Regions from separate parts of the Homo sapiens genome. Here all the other regions are linked to region 4. Evidence: chromatin loops called from intact Hi-C (ENCODE). Cell type or tissue: PC-3. All regions are shown on one strand. Each heading gives the region's core, and the rest is flanking DNA. Links, peaks and the distances in the headings are about the cores only. Region 1 overlaps MIR3681HG (MIR3681 host gene). Region 2 overlaps LOC124905974 (a long non-coding RNA gene). Region 3 overlaps MIR3681HG (MIR3681 host gene). Region 4 overlaps MIR3681HG (MIR3681 host gene).

What was found. A loop is a pair of places that touch in the nucleus more often than their neighbours do. Peaks named below come from ENCODE experiments on the same cell type or tissue, not always from the same donor. Only the 100,000 strongest peaks of a DNase experiment are listed, where the experiment ranks them.
Region 1: a loop joins it to region 4, with 2.7 times the contacts of the local background. A loop is called at or near these places in 5 of 110 quality-filtered maps.
Region 2: it touches region 4 in a loop (8-fold over the local background); 22 of 110 quality-filtered maps call a loop at or near these places.
Region 3: it touches region 4 in a loop (3-fold over the local background); 4 of 110 quality-filtered maps call a loop at or near these places.

Annotation. Positions count from the first base shown.
Region 1 is chr2:12,430,836-12,436,762 of GRCh38, forward strand. The region is part of intron 4 of MIR3681HG (MIR3681 host gene); the gene reads left to right. Among named protein-coding and RNA genes, the nearest start is that of MIR3681, 230 kb to the left of the region's middle. In PC-3, for the core only: a CTCF peak has its summit at 2,961 (motif pointing right); no DNase peak of the experiment used is centred there.
Region 2 is chr2:12,700,080-12,706,006 of GRCh38, forward strand. LOC124905974 (a long non-coding RNA gene) reads right to left here. Exons shown (of 2, transcript XR_007086222.1): 2 at 1-4,286. Among named protein-coding and RNA genes, the nearest start is that of TRIB2, 14 kb to the right of the region's middle. RefSeq lists a cis regulatory region at 5,596-5,927. In PC-3, for the core only: no CTCF peak of the experiment used is centred there; DNase peaks (open chromatin) are centred at 2,242 and 2,762; H3K4me3 peaks cover 1,727 bases; H3K27ac peaks cover 4,000 bases.
Region 3 is chr2:12,532,070-12,537,996 of GRCh38, forward strand. All of the region lies in intron 4 of MIR3681HG (MIR3681 host gene), which reads left to right. Among named protein-coding and RNA genes, the nearest start is that of TRIB2, 180 kb to the right of the region's middle. In PC-3, for the core only: no CTCF peak of the experiment used is centred there; a DNase peak (open chromatin) is centred at 2,722; H3K27ac peaks cover 2,526 bases.
Region 4 is chr2:12,315,011-12,320,937 of GRCh38, forward strand. All of the region lies in intron 4 of MIR3681HG (MIR3681 host gene), which reads left to right. Among named protein-coding and RNA genes, the nearest start is that of MIR3681, 120 kb to the left of the region's middle. In PC-3, for the core only: a CTCF peak has its summit at 3,063; DNase peaks (open chromatin) are centred at 3,211, 3,601 and 3,801; H3K4me3 peaks cover 2,017 bases; H3K27ac peaks cover 2,901 bases.

The DNA of each region.
Region 1 (5,927 bases), core at 903-4,902, 120 kb after region 4:
CTTAATGAGTAATGTATTTGCTCAAAGTGAACTGAGGAAAGCAGTACTTAAGAACGCCTCTCACTGGTCAGCTAAGTGAGACAGTAAACCACCCAGGACGTTATATATCCTGTGCATATGTTTAAACCGGTGACTTGGGAAGAAACTGAAAGTTACTTTGTATAGTGAAACTTCCAGGCATAGTTTACTCAGTCTACTCAATACTGAGATCTAAGCCTAACTCCACAGCACCCGTGGGAGTGCTCTTTAAAGAGGAAGATGAGCTTTGAGCACTTTTTTTTTTTTTTTTTTTTTTTGAGACAGAGTCTCGCTTTCGCCCAGGCTGGAGTGCTGTGGCACTATCTCGGCTCACTGCAAGCTCCGCCTCCCAGGTTCATGCCATTCTCCTGCATCAGCCTCCCGAGTAGCTGGGACTACAGGCACCCGCCACCATGCCTGGCTAATTTTTTTTTTTTTTTTTTTGTATTTTTTACTAGAGACGGGGTTTCACCATGTTAGCCAGGATGGTCTCGATCTCCTGACTTTGTGATCCGCCCCCCTCAGCCTCCCAAAGTGCTGGGATTACAGGGGTGAGCCACTGCACCCGGCCAACTTTGGGCATTTTAACCACAGTTCAGCATAATGAGAGAGATGGTGGCTGTTATCATAGGCAGAGATTTTCTTTCTCCTTCATTTCCATTACTCAATTAATTCTTGCTTTTGTTCTGTGTTTGTTAAAGTTGCCATTAAGGTCAGAAAAATTCTTTATATAGAAAACAAAACAACAACAAACACCAGTGTGGTACTGGAGGAGTACTGGAATAGGAGCCAGGAGGTCTTGGTTCTAATCTTGCCTTTGCTACAGGTTTGCCACCTGACCTTGGACAAACTGCTTTATCCCTCTGGGTCTCCTCACAATCAAAATCCATGAATATTTAAGCTGTGACACATTTGGAGACGCACTGCTGAACACATAATATTATTATGCAGCCCAGTGTCTCAGAGTTGCCATCCATAGTCAAGGAGAGCTTTCTATACTTTCAGAAATAGCATCTCGTTTTTAGATAAGAAGTTTTAATTGAACTATAAAGGAGTAATATGCATTTCTTTTCTTTCTCCATTTTTCCTTTTTTCTGAGGCAGGGTCTCGCTCTGTCACCCAGGCTGGAGTGCAGTGACAGGATCACAACTTACTGCAGCCTCGATTTCCTAGGCTCAAGTGATCCTGCAACCTCAGACTCCCAAGTGGCTGGGACTACAGGTGCGCACCACCACTCCCAGCATTTTTTTTTTTTTTGGTAGAGATAGGGTCTCACTATTTTGCCAGGCTGGTCTAGACCACCTAGGCTCAATCAGGTATCCTGCCTTGACCTCCCAAAGTACTGGGATTACAGGTATGAGCCAGGGTGCCCAGTAGTAACACCCATTTCTGATAGAAACTTTGGAAAATATGGACAAAAGCAGGAGAGAAGGAAAAGGTAATCCTGTCATGCAGAGGTAACCATGATTGTTTTGATGTACTTTTGATAGTATTTTAAATATATACATTTATAAGCATATTGGGGAACATATTATATTGAGATTTTTAAAGTTTTTAAAAATTATTTATTACTGTAAACAATCTCCTATGCAATTAGTCTTCAAAAAATGATTTTTAGTGACTGACCACATAGGACTCCATCAAATGGATTAAGTGTAATTAATTTGAACATTTTTCTATTCTTGGTCTTTTCAGTTATTTGGGTTACTTTTGCTATTATAAAAATGCTGTGGTGACTACATATTTGGAAATATGAACGTATTCATGCCTTTTCAAATAACAAATTGGAAGGATAAGAATTACTGGGTTAAAAAACTAGGCCAATTTTAAATTGTCCTGCAGAAAAGTTGCAGCAATTTATCTCACCAGAATGTTCTGAGGATGTTATTGTACACCTGCTTACCAATGTCAAGGAACATGTAACAACAGCAATAAGAAAAACACAACACATTCTCTAACCTACTGAGAGCAGATTTTATTTTACTGATGTGTTTATATTCATTTCACTGATTATTCGTAAAGTTAACGTTTTTATTTCACATTTGCTTGCCACTTGCAAGACTTCTTTTGTAAAGTGCCTTTTGTATTCTTTGAACACTTTTCTATTAAGGGGGAGTGGATGTTCAGGCTTTTCCTATAGCTTTAAAGCCCTTACATGATGAGGATGTAAAACATCGCTATGCTTGTGGTAGATTTTTTTTTGCCATATTTTATTTTATTATTGTTTAAGGTGTTCTGTTTATAATATCTAAGGAAATATATTTTTAGGACAGAAGTCAAATTCCCTGAAGGCATGGAAATATAGCACTTCCCACCAGAAATACATTCTTTTGGTATTAGCACAGAGCTTTTAAAACAATAAACATGAGATTCACATCAGAATTGTCTCTCTCATTTTTTTTTAAGTGAGGTGCAATTCTCGGCCCATAACAATAGCAAAGTCTATAATTTTCATCTTTTAAGTCTATAGCTTTTTAAAAAATAATGCAAAGTATCTAAAGAAGAATGCAAAAATCACTTTAAAAGTTATGTTTTCCATCTCTTCTCTCCATGAAGCAGAAATCACTGTGAAATGGAAGGCATCATGAAGTTAGAACATTCTTTCATGAGGGAGTATTACTGTTCCAGAAGAGCCTAACAAGATATAACTGGAGGGATGGAGTCTTTCCAAAAATTGGCAAAAATGAATAAAAGCTTTAGTCTGAATCCCATGAAGCAGATGGATTAATGCTTCTTAGAACTGGGAGCTTAAAATTTGGATTTTTAAGCATCACTAATTTTTCTTTTATGAACCCTGTCCCATTTTAACTCTTTAGGATTGTAAGTCTATGTATGCATTCTCCTCTTTTTTTTGATATCCTGAATACTTACATGCCTCCTTCCCTCCGTCAACCATGGAGCTTGCCTCTGTGCTCCCCAGCTGGCACCTGGTCAGCAGGGGCCGCCATGGTTTTACTGTTCATACTTTTAATGTTAAGCTATGGCCTAACCAGCTCCTGTATGCCATACACCTGGCCCAGATCCTCCATGCAGGTGACCTAATATCACATTTGCCTTCCTACAAAAAGGAAAATAAAATAAACCATGTATAACATCTCACTGAGATATAACTACTGCTAACATTCTGCTGCCCTTCCCTCCAACATTTCTTCCTTCCATGCTATGTATAAATATTATACATGCTACTGTTTTCCACTGGTTCATTTGAAATTACATTGTCATTATTTTCCCAAACTGTAATTTTTAGTGGGTATAGGAAAATTAATTGAACTATCCTCAACAATAGGTAGAAATTTAGGATGCTTTCTATTTTTCCCTACTTTTGGTAGCATTGACAGAACAACCTAGCATTCATGGCTTTGATTGCAATCCAGTTACTTTCTTAGGGCAAATTCCTAGAGGTTCCAACGTTGTCTTATGTGGATATATAACCCCCTTAGCATACAGATTAAAAACAATACGAAAGAAATCAAAGCATGTTTGTTTGTTTAGAAATGTTTACATTGAGAAGAATGTTTTGGTACATACCAATATTTTACCTTGTGTTTTATAGGATGTGTATGCATATTTCCAATTTCTAAAAGTCATGATTATGACCTAATTTTGCATAACAGGAATTTGAGGAGCAGAGGAAAGGGGAAAACATTAACACAGTTTCTAATACAAATGCCAAGAGGCTCCAACTAGAGAATTATTTTCACCAGAGTTTCTAACCCTTGACTTCTAGGCCTTTCTACTCTAGGAGAAGTGACAAGATTATCCCCAGTCTGAAAACTAAGGAAGAAAATCCTGTTTAGCTGAGAGGAGAGGAGAGGCTGGCAGGGGGGCTGATGCAGGAGGTGATAGGGCTCCCGGTGATAAGAGGTGAGAAGAACAGTCTCTGTGTGCCTAGAGAAGAGATTACCAGAAGTCTGCTATCTGTTTGTTCGCGGATGTCGGACAGGCAGGATCGGTGATGGCAGGTCTTGGGGGAAGGATTATCAGGAGCTAAAAGCTGTCTTCACCTTGGCTGCTAAGAACTCATCTCGGATCTTCTTAGAATTCCAAATCGGACTTTTCTCCTAGCAGTGGCTACATCCTTAACCTCAAAAATACCCGTATTAGCAGATCTACCTCCATGAAATAGACAATTCTTGACAAACTAGTCCCAGCCTATCATGTCCTGCTTCTCCCTGCTTCCCTCTCCCATCAGTGCACTTGACTCTGTTCTGTGTTTCCTGGTTGGAGCAGTCATGGCGCTTCATGTTTCTAGGCCTGTGCTTAATGCTATTCCCTCTGCCTGGAGGGCCTTTCTTCCATTTGGCTTGCTGGAATCTCTGCCTTACTCCTAAACTCCTGAATCATTTTCCTTCCTAGCTCCATAGAAATAATTGCTCTCATCTTGTTCTTCATCAGAAGAATTGATGCTGGGGATATGCTTCCACTACAGCAATATTTCACTGCAGCATAGGTTGTGACGTTGTCTTTCCCATGAGTCTGGACTCCTTGAGGGCAAGATCTGTACCTTAAAATGATCCTTATAATTTTAGGTTCTCGATTAAGTCTCTGACAACATGGATAGCAATAAATATGTTTTTACTGAGGCAAAGAAAGGAGAACACATGAAAAAAAAGGGGGAGAAGGAAAAAAGAGAGAGAGGAAAAGATAAATGCCAATAAAATGTTTACTAGATTGAATTTAAGCGGCAGTTTATGTTAAAAGTGTAAGTACAAGTATGTTTGGATTTGGTGTCTAAGACCTGGAGCTGTATGAACGTGTGAAAAATCTCTCAAACTGAAGATTAATTTAACTCTCTGGAACATGGCCAAGAAGAGTTTGAAGGAAGTAAAAAAAGGCCTATGAAGAACATGCATAAATATATGAAACTCATGCACGAAATCCTCTGAACAGGAGGGTTTTCCTACTTGTCAAGACCTCTCTCAGAGAGGGCTTTTTCTCTGTTGTTTATGTATTTGTCTTCTGCCCTGAGAAGTTAAGTGTATTTCCAAGAGCATATATATTTCTTTTCTTAAGCATTAAACGTTATATGAATCATTTGCATAAAGGGGGTTACATTTCATTTAGGAAATGGCATTTCAATTCCCAGAAGTACTAGTATGTGGAGATTAAAATTCAACTGCAATGCAGTGCACTGCTCTACCACATACCACGTGGGGCGTGCCGGTCTCCCAAAAGCCATCTGCAAATGTGTGAATTAAGAACAATGGGATGTTTATGACTCCTTACCAACCTCCTGTGAAAGTGAAGTGGAGATTTGTTTTCACAAAAATCCAGTAGAAAATGTCAAATTTGTAGGTGATGGAAGGGAACTTCATTCCATAAAGTCACTTTGAATTGAAACTAGACCTCCAGTCGGAACGTCTGAGCAGACTCCTGATCGCATCTTAGCTGAGTTCTACCGAGGATCATGCTCCCCCATGCAGCCATCCTTCGTTTTCTCTACTATTATCTATTGTTCATGTGTCTTTTCAGAGGTGTTTTAGTCTAATACAGGGAAATACACATATGTGTGTACATATGTGTGTGTACATATACATATATGTATAATACTATATATTATATTTATGTCACATATATTTATACATACAGTACACTTGTTCTACATGTGCACCCTCCTCCATGATTTTTGTCTCCTTTTTGATATAAATGGTAAATATCACATCCACTGTTCTGCAACTTGCCGAAGTGCCGTTGTTCACTTAACAATATACCTCTGAGAACATTCCATATCATTATGTAATAAACTAAGTCATTCTCTGTTACAGATGCAGAGCATTTTAGTGTGTGCGATCTTCACTTCACTAGTCCTATATTGAGGTCCATTAATGTGGTTTCTAATCTTTTGTTATCATAAGCAATGCTGCGGTGAATAGCTCTAAATATACTTCATCCTGCATAGTTGGTTTTGT
Region 2 (5,927 bases), core at 1,214-5,213, 390 kb after region 4:
TCTCAAGATGCTGCCAAAGCCTTAGGCATCATAGCCTCCATGATAATATACAGAGCAGGAATGGGCTTCTCCCCACGAACCCCTCACTTCTACTGGAGAGGAAAATCTTACCCCAACGTTTCCCAGATAGAATTTCCCTAAGTTCCATTGGCCAGGATTGTATCATATTGCCTTGCTTATTTGCATGGAAGGCTGGAAACATAAGTATCTGGCATTTCAGCTTCTATAGAGAGAATTGGCTTTGACCATTCGTAGATGGGAGAATGGCTGCAGCTTATACAAACAGCACTGCCTGTCATATGAGCTAGGTGAATACTGAAGAGAAGAATTAGTGACACATACATACGGTGCTCCTCCACATGCTAAGGCAACACAGGTGAACATCAGTTCCTACACATGAAACATAATGATAGTTTGGATGTGTTCTGTAACTTTCACCATTTCTTGTGCTTCTGTCATGCAGAGAATCCCCTCTAGCAAAAGAAGTGACTGTTTTTACACCTTACATCAATTCTGAGAAAATCAATGACCCCTTTGTCTTACCCCTTATATAAACTCCAAGAAAATCAGTGACCCCTTGGTCTTACACCTTATGTCAACTCCAAGAAAATCAGTGACCCCACAAGAAAGATGGAACAAAGTGATGGACATCTATGACATGCCAGGCTCTTTACTAGGAATGTGACACATATCATCTCATTCAGCCCTCACATGGATCCTGAGGCAGGGATTAAAAGGAAACTGAGGTTCACAGGTTCAAGTACTTGTCTCAAGTCAGAATACTGAGAGATCCTATAGCTAGGTGTGCATTCCTGGCCTGCCTGACTGTAAATAGCATCCCTCTGTTAGTACATCCACATGTCAGAGGTGATTTCATGTATGTCTGAATATGCTGAACATTCTACTTTTGTGAGCACTCCTGCTTGTATAATTTCTGAACAGTAACAATAGGTAGAAAATGTCTCTTTTAAGTCCCTCCTTGCTTATTTATTACTTCACATTTTAGACCCCATTTTCATAGTCCAAGAAATTTACACATTGTGCAATGACAACTATAAATCACATTCAAAATGACTCCTAGAACTAAAATGCCAAGTATTTGTCTGAGGTTTACAGAAGTTTTCATTTGAAAGATTTACATAGTTTGTTTTGAATCTTACACATTATTTGTTCAACAGATTTTCACTTCACATGTACCATGCATCATGCTCTATACACATGCAGATGTTTATAAACGTTTATTTGTGACCAGCCTCTAATTCAATAAATATTCCCTGATTATTTACCATAGCACCAACATCATGCTAGATTTTGATGGGTTAAAGAAGTAAGCAAAACCTTGTCCTTACACTCAGAAACTCTGTTAGTTGAGAGTCATTCTTCAGCTATTCCAGAGAAAATATTTATTGTGCTTTTTTCCCTAACTCAGAAATGAAATTTATAAAAGCATAAAACGTGTGCTGGTTTTTCTGTTTTCACCCACTCTAGATCCCACTCTCTACCCTTCTTCTTTGCTCTTCTCTGTGCCACATGAGGCCAACTCCTGTGGACAGCTTTCTTCCCTTCCTGAATGGCGTCCAGTTGGACTCATCCAAAGAGCAGCACTAGGGAAATACGTTAAGCTTCAGGTCACTTCTTCCTGGCTCCCTTCTTGCTTAAGACTGTGTTTCTGGCAGGGGCTTCCTCCTCCCAGGAAGATGGCTCCTTCCGGGGTCGGGGGTCGGGTAGAGGATGGCTCTCCACCAGAGATCTGGTTCTCATTGGGTTCCAGTAACACCATTTTTCCTGGGTGTCTTGACCATGGAGATGGTAATAGCAGAAGCTTTTACTCATCTCTGGGTGCCTTCCTCTTCCTTGTTTGTTCTCTTAACTAGCACACACATCTGTGGAGTCCCTTTATTAAAATCTCTTCATCGAAACCACCCAGGGCAAATTCTGTTTCTTGCTGGGACTTTGAGTAATCAGAATATCAGAGCTGATGAAGTTAGAAATTCAATCTCTGTTTCTTATTTTACAGGAATGGAAACTAGGGCTCAGAGGTTTCACTTGCCAGAAGTCACTCGGTCCCTGGGAAGGATGCAAACCAGCTCACCTGGCTCTCCAGCACATGCACCCCAGACCACCCCCAAGGATGTGACCCATTCCTTCTGTGGAGTCTGATCTTCCAAACTTTAGACAACAGCTCCTTCTGCAAGCTTTCGAGCCTGCAAGCTAAGGACATGAATGAACTGAGTCATCCCCACAGAGCTTCATTAATTTTAAGGCAATTTAAGATTTCTGAGTCATAGGTTTCAGTCATTTAGATTTTCCCAGCTGGTACTGTACTTGCCCACACACACTTTTCTTTAAAGATTGCATCTGTCTAGATGTGTGGTTCTGCCCACCCTTCCTCAGTTTCTGAGAAGAAACTCGCCCTCGTGGAGTGCTACATGCAGGGCTAAGCCATTTCCATTTGCCACGTGCATTAGAGTCTTTGCCTGAGGGATTAATGGGATTAGCAGTCTGCAGCTTGATCTAGACTCTATCCACCAGAGACATGCACAATTCCAAATTCTATATCCAACACAATATTTTACCCAGTCTCCCAAGAAAATTCAGTTATGCCATATGGTGACTCCACTCACTGAATAATATTTAGCAACTTGATGAACAAGGACTGAATCATATCTTAACCATCTTGGCCAAATATTGTTTTATATAGCAACAGTATTAGTAATATATATGTTTTATTTTTTACACTAGTACTTCCTGCTACGCCCACTGAAAATTAAGAGCTAGACCTCACTGGAAGTAGACTACACAATAAAAGAGTTCTCGCTCATTAGCAACCTCCAATTCAATATTGCATTGTATGTATGATACATTCAGAATGTCTGCTTTTTCCTTCCTCCAGAGCAGCTGCTGGGATTGAGCAATAGTCTCCCAGGGTAACGCAGCAGGGAATCCTGGGGCATTTCCCAGACACTGAAAACAAAGGATATGTATCCATGGGGAGGATAGGGCTTCAGCTCTCTCCCTCCCACTAAGAAGTTCTCCATATCCTCAGTATGTGGGGGAGAAAATTAGCAAGCCTCTGAGTGAGGAGCCCCTGTGACCCAGGGATTTTAAGAAAGTCGTTTTCCTCCCTGAGCCTCAATTCAACTGTTCAAGAGGGATAATCATGAAAACCCTTTATAAACTGTAATACAATATGCAAATGCTAGGTTGGTCATTTACAATGTGCAGATTCTGTTAAAATTGTACATACATGCAACCATGAGGAAGATGCAATCTGTATCTTCAACCATCTTACCAGTGGAAAATAGAAACTTGTGGAGATAACAGAGATAATTTCAACAAAATACAACTTGGCTAAGATAGAGTTATGAAAAGTAGAGAGACTCTTAGGTCAACATGAAAGTTCCTGAAGTTGCCAGTACCCAAGAGGAATCTTGAATGATCAGCAAGATTTATAGCGGCTATAAGAATATTTATTCCCAGCAGCCAGGGGCATAAGCATCAGTTACTAGTGAGTATAATGCATGTCCCAAAGTGGCAGGAAATAAGGCCATATTTATAGCAATTAAGAAATATTAGCTATTATTACTGTAGCATCAGGGCTTTCTGAAAATCAAAAAAAAGGGATTTCTGGGAGAGTCTCATGCTAAGGCTTCAGCAACTCTTCTCACCCCACCCTGTGGGGCCACTATTGTGCCCATCTTCTGGGAAACTGTTGTAAAATGCTCCCTTGATTTATTACTGAGTATAAAACTAACCCAATACTTACTGATGTAAAATAACCCACTTCTTTATATCATGGTTTTGTGCAGCAGGAACTGGGGCAGATGGCACAACTGGGGTCACTTAGTGATGTTCTGTTGGTTGCTGCTGCTGCTGCTGCTAGAAGTATCGAGATGGTTTTATTACCATGCCTGGAGTCTTGTCAGTTGGTTGGAAGCCTGGGCTCTACCAGGCCCATCTCCTTCTTCACATATTCTTGGGGCCTTTCCTGCTGATTTCTCCGGCCAGGTAGCTGGTTGGATTTATTTCCTGCCACCTCGAAGCTTCAAGAGACTATGGTAGAAGTTTCTAGGTCTCTCCAAGGCAAAGCCTGGGACTGGCCATATGTCATATCTGCCATTTCCTATGGGTCCAAGCAGTCTCAGGTCAGTGCAGATTCAAGTGGAAGGAAATAGACTCCACTTTTTAATGGGAGAAGTGTCAAGTATGTATGGCTGTCTTTACTCTGGCACATTTCTCTCTCCACTTATGGTCACGCTGTGTGTGTAAGAAAGTCTTGTTGATTCCTGTGATAGGAAACAAAAGAAAAAATCTCCAGTAAAAAAAAATAGTGCAGCATAAAAGAGGCTTCTGTCCTTCTTCTGTGAGTTCCTATATGACCCACTGTCCTGTGTCCAGCACCTAGCACAGTGCTTGGCATACAGAAGGTGATCAATCCACAGAACTTAGCTGACAGGATTTTGCTACTATATTGTTATGTGAGTGAATTTCTCACAGTGAACCTTCCAGGAAAGGTGCCAGGGGAATCTTATTGCAAAACTAGCAGTTTATTGGGTTGACAAAGAGAACATTCAATTAAAAAGATTTTTCAGAACACAATGGAATCATTTTAGTTGTGAAATGTGAGCTTAAAAGTTATCATTTTGAAACATCCAACAAGCATTTCAAGACTCCATGGCAAGATGCAGCCCCCTGTACATAGGCACAGATGGAGGGTCCTTGTTGGGCACAAAAAAGCAGAGGCCCCTGTGTAAATCCCAGGATTCTCTGCCCCAGTAAAAAGCTCAGGCTCTGTCCCTAGTGCCAGGCATGTAAAAGAATGCTACATATTGATTTATCTAACAAACAGTGATGACAACCACCATGTGCCTATCACCATCCTAAGCACTGTGAGTATAGAGGGAAATAAGACAGGCTCTAGGTCTCAAAGGCCTCTTGTCTCCACAGTAGGAAATTTTCTGCCCATTCTTAGAGTCTAGGGAAATACTTGGATGTTATGAGGTGGTAGACTAAGATGGTGAGGGGCAGAGAGGCAGAGTCAGCCCACTACCCAACCACGGAACCACTATGCCAGAGGGAAGAATCTTCACAGTATTAGAGAGATATCAAGTGTCTCAGTGTATATCAGTAGCTTTTAGCTTCTGCCTCCTTCCTGTTAAACACAATAATCTCTACCCCAAAATTAGCCTAGAAGAGGGTGTGGCTTCTATTTGGTTTATACTCTGTCTCTGGTTCTTCTCACATTTGCCCTGGATAAAGCAAGCTGCCATGTGTGGGCTGACCTATGGAGAGGCCCATGTGGTCAGGAACTGAGAGTGGTTTTCAGCCAACATCCAAGGAGAAAATGAAACCATCAGTTCAACAACTTTCAAGAATCTGAATCCTGCTAGTAACTATATGAGTGACCTTGGAAGCAGATCCTTCCCCTGTTGAGCCTTCAGATGAGAGCACGGGCCTGGCCTACACCTTGATTACATGCTTGTGAATGATTCTGAGGCAAAAGACTTAGCTAAGCTATGACTGGATTCCTGACCCAGAGAGATGATGATTTTTTTTAAGCCACTAAGTTTTGGGGGATAACATGTTATGTAGCAATACATAACTAATACAAGTGTATAAAAGAAGAATACAATTCAACTAGCTCAGCTTCCAGTCTACTGCACTTTCTACCACCCCATGTGATTTCTGGCTCATAAGGATCTTTCATCTAGAAGCCACGGGAGCATCTGGCTAGAGGAGTGAAGTCCTAGGGTTTTATTTCAATAACTACATGTTTTCATGGTCTGACTACAGCCTTGTGTTTGTTCTCTGCAGCTTCTGTCTCTACCTCAGACAGACCTAACTGCTGTTTCTTATCTCAGCAGACCTGTGTCTTCCTGCCTCCAGGGCTTGGCGCACTATCTTCTCTTAGAAACACTCTTCTATCT
Region 3 (5,927 bases), core at 822-4,821, 220 kb after region 4:
AAAATAATTCAAAAATGAGACTTTTCATCTGAAAAAGTCTTTAAACTTGTAAATCCACATGGATATTAATTTTTAAGACATCAAGATTATAGTGACAGGAAATTTTACATGGTTGGTTTATTACAGATGATTTACTGAGGAATAAAATCCTTAATGTGTAGGTAACACAGGCAAAATTATTCAGCAAAAACATAAATCTTTTTTGTCATACTCACAAAGAGTTGTTGGCTTAGTCTTTCTTTTCCAGTAAATTAAGGAATTCTCCACCAGATCTGCTGAGATACGTAGCATCTCAGTATCCTTGATCTATCCAGATACGTAGTATCCTACTGGATACCTAGGTATCCAGTGGACATGCTGAAGTAACATCCTGGAAACACAAGAAAGTTGACTTTTCTCTCCATTCCAAAATATCTTCCATAAAAGCCTATTGGCAGATGACCCTCAACTTCACTGAGACTCAGTTTCTCATTTGCAAAAAGGGAATGGTAACAACCTGATATGTCTTTTGTGAGGCGTAAGTCGGTGATACAATGTCTGAGTCGTATGGCACTTTAGATGATAAAATACGGAAAACAGTACTTTTCTGCTAGATGCTGGTGAATTTTCTTTTAATAAGACATCCGTGAGAAGGAGAAAACCTCCAAAGCTCATGATGGTTTGGCTACCTACTCAGAGAAACTTGGACATAATCAGTATGAGGAACTAATGAGAACAGGAAAGGCTTACTGTGCTTATATCACGTAACATCTACGTGTCATCAAATCCATTGACAGGGCTTTTTCAGCATAAACTTTGTCAGTCTCTTAATCTTGGCTCTTCTACATCAATTTAATAGGGTTGTCTTAAAAACAAACAAATGACAACAACGAAAAAGCCACAACAGATGGTTTATGAAATTGCAGAAGGCTGGAGCAGAAAGAGAGCCATAGAAACAATCTGACCACATTCATCCATTGTAAATGTCACCTATAGCTTCCCTGTCAGGATTACCAAGGATCTCTGTTGATTACTTCCAGTGATAAGAAGTCACTTATGAGACAGGTCATTTTATTTTAATTATCAGTTAAATAATCATTCAACTGAAATCTCCTTAATTTTCCACTCTATGGAGCTACCTAGAAAGCATCAAATTTTACTTTCTCTTGGCAGTTCCCTTATACTTGAAAACGGAATTAGGGTCCCCATTCAGTTTTCTTTCTTCAGTTAAATGTCTCCTTTTCTTTCAGTGTTATCTCCTCATTTGAAGTAGTTTTCTGGTTTTATAATACTTAACATACTAGTTGCTCTTCTCTGGATAAATTCCAAATTGTCAATTTCACTTTTAAACTTTTATGCTCAGAACTGAGTAGGATATAGCTGCTGTACTCGATGCAGAAAACTCATGCAAAAAGTAGCAGTTTTTCTCCAGTGGTTATGCTCAACTGTTTTAATATACTGCTTTGTCACACAGTCATGCCTGGGGCAGTTCAAGATCCTTCAGATCAAGACCTGGGCTCTTCTAGGAAGTAAAATACAAAGGTTTTACTGCAGAGGATACCTCTGACAGAAGTCTGTCTTTCTCTCCCTCCTTTGTATTTTAAGTTGCATTTTGTAGATAACTAAGTCAAAGCACTATTCAGCCCCTGAATAATAGAAGCAAGCCCTCTAAATAATAGAATGCATTAAATAAGAATTCCAAACATTTTATACATATGACACTTGGAAAGAGTTTTCCTGAAAGTAGCCTGAACTGTTAAAAACCTTGGTTCTAGCCATAATATTGATGATCTGTTTGAACTCCTGAGTCATACAATCTCTCATGTAGGTTAGGCTGCTAATATAATACCTTATGGCATCTAACAATGACAAAAATCATTTTGCAGTTGAGTCAAGCTTAACCATACCATGGGCAGGTAAGTTTTTATTTAAAAAAAATTTCCTACTTGAGTGCCCATCAATTCCTCTCTGCCTGGGTTATATTTGTCTCTTTATATTTTTCAATATAGTTCCCAAGAGAAAATTGATCTTATTTCCAGTTCCTAATGAAAATATGAGATTTTAAAAAACTGTAATGAAAGGTTTCAATTTATAGAGGGTGTGTTCTCTTCCTCAATCTGGAATATCTGCAATACCTTCCCTCAAGTGAAATGTTCAGCTTATTTAGAGGATATCAGGATGGTTTGCTATTTCCTGTGCCTCATGACTGCATACGTATTTGCCATCTGATATTTAATAAAGCCATTCAAGGACCATGACATTTCGTTGGATGGCACAGTAAGGAAAGAAGTCTGATGAGACCCAAACATGCGTGGCAGGAATTGGAGGAAGGTACAAGGAAAGTATCTTTGCTTTTGCATTTGGGAGATTCAAAGAAGCAGGTTTTTTGTTTGTTTCTTAGAAAACAACAAAGTTGTCTCTCCCCCCTACTACACAGAACCACTTTCAGAGAAGACTTTCAAAAGCTTCGACAACAACAAAAAACTAAACTAAAACTAAACAAAGGCTCCCCGGCTACTAGAACAGGGTTTGCTTCATCTTCAAGCTGTTCTTTCACAGCCATGTCCTAGTTATGACAGTGTGGGAAGTCGGAATGACAACCACCAAACCAAACTGGTCTCTGTCTTCACCTTCTCACAGAAAAAAAAAAAAAAAGCCCCATCTTGGAATGTGCTCTGAAGATTTTCTCGTCTCACTGTAGCTAGGAAAGAATTCACCCCAGAGGCTAGAGCAACATGCTTGGCTAAGCTTCCCACAAAACCAAGGACTACTTGCCTTAAAGGTTTTCCTTTCATTGGAATCGCTTATGCATATGTCATCACTGACTCATATCTCATAAACATGATTTACAAAAAAAGCTTGTCAGCTGGGTTTTATTAAATAGTAAATTAAAAAAAAAAACCTGCATCCAGAATATCCAACAAGCTCAACACCCACAAATTCACTGGCTCATCTTCCAGCATCATGTGGTGGTTGATAAGTCTGAAGAACACACACACACCTCATCAGCTCCCATCAAACTCTCTCTGCACCCACGGGAAAAGCTCCACATTCATAGAATTCCTCCCACACATGCCTGCACCCCATCAGCACAAGCAAAGATGAGGATTTACTCTGTGAGTCCAAAGAAAATAAATTGCTCCATTTATACATGACACATGAAAGAAAAAGTCATGCTTATGTCAAGCTAGAAATACACTTTTTAAAAGACAAAATTGTTACTTAAAAAAGGAAAAGTGCTTTGGCTCTGGAATGCCTGGTGGGTGCAATAATTCAATTAAAATTCATTGTTCTGACTCTGGCAAGTATTCATTTGTTCACCAATATTTTAGAGAGATCTATTCTCATTGGTTCTTCGAGTTCATGGAAAGCTTCATGTCATCTTATTGGATTGTCTTGTATTTTAAATGATTACTATATAGGCATCCTGGGAAGATGGAAAGACATTAAAAACCCTAAATCCTAGGCACATCTTCTATCTACTTTACAAAATAGTGTGTATGAAATAATTCAACAGAAGCCAAGGGTATGGAATCCTTAGTAAAACCTGAAATAAGTGAACAAAATTATGCCTTTCAGATTCTGGAAGGCATTTATATACCTTTCCACACCAGTAGTCTGGATTTAAACTGTGATGATAGGAGATCTAGGATTTATAATGAGACCAGTTTAAGTTATTGTGCTCATGATGTATTTTATTAGAGTAGCACTACTGATGACAAACATCTTTTAAAAATGGATAAAGGCAGCAACATGACAGAAGTTTGTTTTCAGCTCATATAAGCCTTAAGAATTGTTTTCTTCATTAGTGCATGACTTTCCTTCCAGTTGTGATTCTGGGACCTAGTCTTCTGTCATACTGTGGCTCTGATATCTTCAATATATGTTTTCCAAAACAAATTATCCAAGGCATCTGGGTGAATCTGAAACTAAAGGAAAGAGCATAGGAAATGACATGTAATCGACTATTGTGGACCACCATGGAAGTAGCACTTGCCACTTCTGTACACATCTCATTGGCCGGGACTCAGTCATGTAACCTCACCTAACTTCAGGGAACATTGAAAATGTCTCCTAGTTGTGTGCTCAGGAGAAAAAGAGAGTGGGTTTGGTAAATAGCAGGCCAATTTTTGCTACTCAAGGAAAAGAAGAAATTCCCATTCTACCATCTTTCCTCTTGTGTGAGAAGGCATGACAAGGACCACAGCTCATCCGCATTGAGTATGTAGCAGACATTTAGGGGAAACTTTCGTCAGTGATTCCAGAGACTGTTTTATTTCAGTTCCTCTCCAGAGAGTTCTCTTAACATGCAGTAAATATCAAAAATGGAGCTTCTGATAATTGTACCATGGGCCAGGGCCTTGGTATTCTGAATAATAATTACTAAGGCATTCTGTTCAATTGGGTTTTAAAGATCAATTGTATCTGAGTTGCCACATCATGGAAGGTCTTTCGATGATTTTTTTCACTGTGAAATCTATGTGCATTTGATCATGTAGACGTCCATTCTTTTGTTTTTCCATTCCTTTCAAAAACTAAATTGAGACAGCTTACAAAATAAAATTCAACAAGTAAATGGTAGACCCAACACCTTGAAAAGGGAATATTATTGGTAGTAAAATTAAATGAAGCTGGGGGTGAGGGTATTACATTTAATGTATATATGCGTCTCTTTAAAAGAGAGGGATAAAGTTGAGGGTTGTAAATAAGCTCATTTAATAGTGGCCAAAGTAAAGAATGCGACCTCAGACATGGGGCCTGTAATTATCTTTCATGCTGCCCTGATGTGCTCTTTCCTTCCAGGGACTCCCACATTTCCCTAAATCCATTAACAACAAGAACAGAATAGAGGGGAAAATGCTTGAAAAGAATATTTAATATGAGTGATGAAATCAAGTGCTAAATTTAAAAAGAAAGGAATGGGATGGGCAATTATTATAGCAAAAAGAGAACAGGAAAAGTGAAAAGCAGAGAAAGAAAACTGGCAATCTAACTCCTTTTTGACTAGAAACAGGACACAAGAAGCAAACTGCTGGTGGTGTGTGTGTGGGGGGTGTTTAAGCAAAGATGTCAGACTCCCAAGATTAAACTAGTGAAGAATGGGAAGGGAGAGGGAGAAGAGGCAAAATGCACAAAACTCCATAAAAGGGAGCCGAGTGTCCATGTATTTGAGTAGATGGATATAAATAGAACATCACAGTATTCGGAATGTTTGTGGAACTTCTTATGATAACAACGAGCGTCCTATTTTTAATAGGATGCTTACCTTCCAAATTCTATCAAAACATAACAGGAAATAAATATTAACCAAAGTACCAAAAGGCATAGTAAACATGGAGTGCATTATTGTATATATCTACAATGAATGTCTTAGTACAAAATGGGAGTTCAACTAAAAAAACAGAAATGGTTCAATAATTTATGGTGCATTTTCTGAATAAAATACTATGTAGCTATTAAAATGAATAACGTGGAAACACCATAGCAACAAGTCTAATTGTTTATTACATAATAGCAATAAAAAAAGAAGGGTCAAGAGGATATGTGTGTTATGATTACAAGTGTGTAAAAAAACCGTGGACAAGAAATAAAAGGAAAGATTGCGAAAAATATTATGTATTGAAGATCATGGAGATAGAATTTTTATTTAAATGGTCTAACTGGAATATTATTATTTCAACAAGAATAAATAGAGACAGAGAGACAAAAATAAATACTGTCCAGCATCTCTTAGTGTTTGACTTAGCAAGGGTGTCTGGAAGTGTTGGGGGGACCAAGTTTGGAGCATTACCATGGATTGAAACTGTTCTCTGCTGAGACTGGGATGAACATGCACAGAAATGCCCTGGCCAGCTCTGCTTATGTCTTTGTCAGCCAGGCTGACACTCCCTTGCTCAAGTTGCAGAGAGGTCCACATGTGGTCAGTGGTCCCAGCAGGATGAGAAGCA
Region 4 (5,927 bases), core at 662-4,661:
GCTTGTAGAGGCAGCCCCGTCACTACGGGCTCACAGGGCATTTCCCCTGTGTGTGTTCGCACAGAGATCTCCTTCTCTCTTTTCTTCTTATAAAGGTATTAATTCCATCAGGAGAACCCCCTTGTGATAACCAACCTAAATTTAATTAACTTCCATAGGTCCCACCTTCAAATACCAGCACATGAGGGGTTAGGATTTCAACACAGGAATTTCAGGAGGACACATTCAGCCCATAACACCAACCAGTTTTATTTTTACCATCCTCTGGAAACAAAATAAGGAACTTGTAACATGTTCTTCCCGGGCATTAGATGATCTGAATGTGTCACCCTCAAACTCATATGTTGAAACTTGATCCCCAATGTGACAGTATTTTTAAGAGGTGGGGCTCTTAGGCATGATTAGGTCATGAGGGTGGAGCAATGGGATTAGTCCTCTTATCAAGGGGCTTCATGCAGTGTCCTCCCCTTTTTCTTTTTTGCCCTTCTGCTATGTGAGGACACGGTTTCCCTGTGAGGATGCAGCAAGAAAGCACCATCTTGGAAGCAGAGATCCTTCACCAGGCACAGATTCTGCTGGCACCGAGATCTTGGACTTCCCAGCCCCCAAACTATGAGAAATAAATTTCTTGTATTTCTAAAGTACCCAGTCTGTGGTGGTTTTCATATAGCAGCATAAATGGACTAAGAAAAGGATGTTCCTGGGGGTCACCAAGTATCTCACCTGTGTGGTTCCCCATCGTGATAGTTGGATTCAAAGCTGAAGGTTGTCACTGACTTCTGGGTTCTCTCTGCTTGCCTGTCTAGGGCATTAACTCTGGAAATACTTTGTTTCTTTGTTCCCAACCATCCATCTCAAATCTCTTTCCCTGCTTTCTCCAAGGATGTTGTGCAGGTCTTTGTGCAAATAAGAATTTCAACCTATATTGGATAAGCCATATTTACAGAGGTGAATTTGATTTGTAGATATGACCTTTTCCTTGCCCAATGACAGTACCCTGAGGTTGAAGTCTGTTGCTCAGAGAATTTGGATGCACTAGCTTCTCCAAATATCTGCTCATCCACACAGCAGAGGGATAAGAGGAGACCAGTCTGCTTCTCCCTCTTTCCAATCCCTAAACCTTATAATTTGTGTACAAAGGAACTAATTTTGAAGAGCAGAAGGTCAAGGAAGACTAACAAAAATCTATCTTTTTGAAAGAAAGCAGCACTGGATTTAGGTAGCCATACAAATTGTCCCAAGTGGTGTTCTACTCCAAAATAGTGTGCACACCTTTTTAGCCCTACAATGAGTTGGTGGCTGACTGTGCCAAGTGCCTGCTTGCAAAGCTTTCCTCTGGAAGGGAGCCCTGGAAATGCTGAGCAGTGGTGACCCCACATTGCCTTTGGGGGCTGAATTGTCACCAGCCACAAAGATAGATCCTTTTACCTTTTGCATAATCCAGACATGTGGTTTGGAAGAGAAATAATTCATTTAAATCTCCCCTGCCTCTCAATTTTGCATAAAGTAAATTCAATTCCATTCAATTTGCACAGATTTACTGAAAATGTACTCAGGGTTGGGCCCAATGTGAGGTGTTGTGGACACAGTGGCACATAAGACACTGTTTTGGCCCTTGAGGAGCTCATAGTGCAGAGGGAGAGACAGTCAGGTAAAAAATGACATGGTACAGAGATGAGTCACTCTGTTGTGGCAGTGACAGTATAACTGTCCAGTGGGTTCTTCTTGCCCACTGCACAAATAAAGAGCATGACGTTGCAGTAAAGGAAGAGTTTAATGGATGGAAGTCTGGCCATACCACGTGGGACATAGAGTTACTACTCAAATCAATCTCATCCAAGGCTCGTAGGTCAGGGGTTTTTCAAAGACAGTCTGTGGGAGAGGGTGGGGGTGGCCAGGTAATGGGTGTTTGCTGCCGAATCGGGGCAGAGATGAAATTACAGGGGGTCAACAGTGTCCACTTGAGCTCAGTTGCTTCTGGATGGGGGTCATAGGAGCAAGGGTCAGTGGGCCCAAGTAGAGCCATGTGTGTCAGACACGCAAAAAACCTGAAAAGATAGCTCAATTGGCCGATCTTAGGTTCTACAATAGTGGAGTTATTTGCAGGAATGGCTGGCAATCATCTATGTCTACACCTTACCAAAATTCAGATTCCCCTTCTCCCCCAGGTGATGCCCTTTCATTCACTTTACAGAGGTAGTTGAGTTTGGGGGAAGGCCTATTATCATTTAAACTATAAACTAAATGTCTCTCAAAGTTAGCTTAACCCAAAAGCCCAGGAATAATTAAGGGAAAGGCAAGATAAGGATGGGTTTGATCAGATCTTTTACTACCATAATTTTGTTACTACTATAATTTTTGCAAAGGTGGTTTCAACAGGATAGCCTGCGTTGACAGGGGAGGGTGTGTAAAGACCCTGGAGAAACCAACAGAGGTGGCCTGGGGGCAGCCACAATATCTGAGGCTTGGAGAACACAAATGTGTTAACCCAGCAGGCCAGAAGCAGTGTGGGTGTGAGGTCAGATATGTCACAGGCAGAGAGAACACATGCTATCAGCAAAGGCACAGAATCTGAGAGTCCAGCACGCCAATGGAACAGAGTGTGGTGTGTGGAAAGAGGGGCACAAAGGGAGGCAAAGCCCAGGATCGTGGATCAAGGGTGATCCATGCCATGACAATAAGGACAACTCCTTATTGTCATGCAATGCTTCCCAAGATTTTATTGACAGGGCAGAGACACAATCAGAACTGTGTATTAGAAAGATGTCCCTGGAAGCTAGGGATAAGAAAGTTTGCAGAGTGAGGCTCAGCAGGGAGCCACGGACTTAGGTGGGAGGCTATTCCAGGTATCCAGGAGAGAAATGGGGAGGCTCTATGGAGAGTGTGGGAGTAGAATGAGGCTGGCCTTGAGGAATGTCAAGAGGGCAGGACTGACAGTTACCACCTGGACGTGAGACACTGGGCATGGGAAGAGTGCTGCCAGGCAAGTAAGTCTCAGATCAACACACATGCGTTGCTAAAGCTACTGACCAAGGCTCTGGCCAGATTGATGGCCTCCTGGCGGTGGCCTTTACTGCTCCCCTTGTACACCTGAGGCAGAGTTACTTACATTAATGTCTGTGTCTCTTCCACTGCCTTTGCAAACAGATCCCTGAGTTCTAAGTGAATCAGAGCCTGCATGGTACTTTTCCTCTGACTTCAGACTAGTCATACATTTTGGAATTCTTCCATGTTGAACTTTCACATCCTGCACAGAACACTCGGGCCCTGAGACAGCCCTACGCCATTTGGTGAGACCTTTGGTGAAAAGTCAAGGTCTGGGTTTATGACACAATATTTTTTCCTGGTCTATTTATCCCTGGCACAGTTCAGAGCTGGCCTATTGGAACAGGAGGTTCCAGCCTTCTCATTCACCTGGGCACTCTCTAACCTCAAATCAAATTCTACTGTCTCCCAGATTACATTCTGAGTTCCTAAATATGTGGGGAAAAATACTCTCAAATGCCTCCCTAAGAATACACACAGTCATAAAGCTCACGTACATTCAAATTGCTTTTTAAAAACAAAGACCGTGAAAAACCAAAGCTATAAAAGTATGTGAATCATCAACCCAGAAATCATGCCTCAAGGCACGCCTGACAGCATGTTCGTTCCCGGATGCTTTTCCTTCACAAATTATGGAGGCTGCCGACATCCTTCTGGGGAAAGGATTATCTGATTCCGCAGGCAGTTAAGAATAACATGTAAATGTCATTTAGATGAGCTATTTCTACATGGATCAAAAGACACACTCAAGTTACCAACTATGATAGCCAAACCCTTTATTTCAATAAAATCAGAGCAAACCCACAAAACTCTCCCAACTGAATTAGCACCATTGTGGTGTGGGAGGCATTCAGACATTCCTTCCAGGTTAGTAGACTATTTGCAATTCAGCTGTTTTACTGATGTGCATGTTATATAACTGCCACCAGCCATGGGGGAAGCTAGAATCCAAGGCGTCTCAAAATTTTCCACTGTGTACTCAAAGCCAACAGGAGAGAGTGAATGAATACTCCCTTGCTTTATGGTGACATAGCTAAAACTGTCTTTCCAGTAAATACCAGAGTGAGAGGCAATGTAACATAGTGGTTATATTTATGGGTTCTGGGGTAGAGTGTCTTGGATTTGAATCCCTATACGTTTGGGAGCTGCGTGTCTTGGATAACTTCTGTTGCCTCTCTCAGTTTGGATTCTTGTTGGCTTCAACGATTTTATCTTCCTTATTGAGTTACTCTGAAGGTTAAGTTAATAGATGTTAATCCTTAATATATGTTAAGTTCCTCTATTTAAGGGCTCCATAAATGTAAGCTATTGTTTTAAAACAAAACTGTAAGCTCTATGCCTTGTTTTAATTCAGGCAATGTTGCATTTTGCTGTCTCTGTGTCTCTAATACAAAATAATGTTTCCCTCCAAATTTCCAGTAGAATTGACCCTCCCAGGAGAGGTACCATATTTGTGCCTGGATTTGCATAAAACCAGGTTCACTGCCACAGATTCCAAGACTGACCTCACCCTAATGTGAGAAGCACAGTCAGACTGAAGAGAAGGCAGAGATGCTTCCCTACCAAGGCTCCTTGGAGATTTATTGTTGTTTATTTTCTAGATAACTGAGTAAAAACCAATTTTTGTAGGTAATGTTACCATGGAATGGATTACCTAGTTGCTGTAGTTTAATGGGTAATGTCTAGAAAAATATATGTCTCAAAGCTTTGTTGTTTCTAAGGAACTTCACTGGTGACTTTACTTAGTAAGTCAGCACTATGTAGTACAACGGTCACTGTCCAGATCTGGAGATGAAGTAGGTGGAGGGAATTGTGGTGTATGTTGCTTATTACTGTCAAAGAACACTGGCTTCAGAGTCAGGAAACCCGGGGTCTAGGCCTGCCTTTCTCTTGACTTATTCTGTCATTTTGCACTTAGGATTCAAATGCAGGTGCATTGATTCTAGAGCTCATAACCTTGGCTGTTTCTTTATACATCTGATTAAAAGGCTGTGACTACACTGCACATGTCTTTTCTGAGCTTGTGATAGGCCTGCTTATCTCTGCTGGTTTTTACTTTTAAGAAGCCACTGGATTGTTATACAATCAGTAAACATGCATGCTCTCCGTAAATCAATCTGGATCTGCATCTGATCTTTTTCCCAATCACTGGTCGCGCATTTCTGACTGTGTATTAGAAACTCAGTTCCCCATTTGACCTTGTGTTTTCCCACCAGTGGTCACATCTCATGTATGTGACTTCCCCTGTGACTGGCACCTGGCAGGGCCATGGTAAAATTGGTTTATTACCCAAATGCATGAAATCATAAGTCTCTGTACCACTTAAATGAAATGACAATTCTAAATACAAATTTAATTCGTTTGTACTCAAGGAACAATGCCATTTCTATGAACAAGACTAAAAATAAACTGTGAAATGATCTTTATCAGTCAAGAATAAACAAAACAAAACATTGACTACAATCACATCGCTCCAGCGCCAGCGTCATCATTTCAACATCTATTTGGCTTCTTTGCTTCTAGTAACTGTGTGGCTACAATTTATGGTTGTAAATATGGATGAAAGAAAGCATGAAGAGTTTAGAACATAATTGAATTTAAAATGTTCCTTCTGGAAATGTCTGGTCCAAGGACTTAGGATCCAACCTGAGTTCTTTGCATGGGAGATTTGGGGGAATTTGCAAAAAAAAAAAAAAAAAAGAAAAAAGAAAAATACTGATTCGTGACTCAAGGAAAGGGGGCTTATTGATGACTCAATTTTTTTCCTGAAATCAAACTTCTCTTACAAGATGGCATTTGAGTACATTAAAGGTAAATAGCACGGAAACATATGGTTTGAATTTCCCATGAAATGTGAAAGTTTTGATATTAAGGGAGCACAT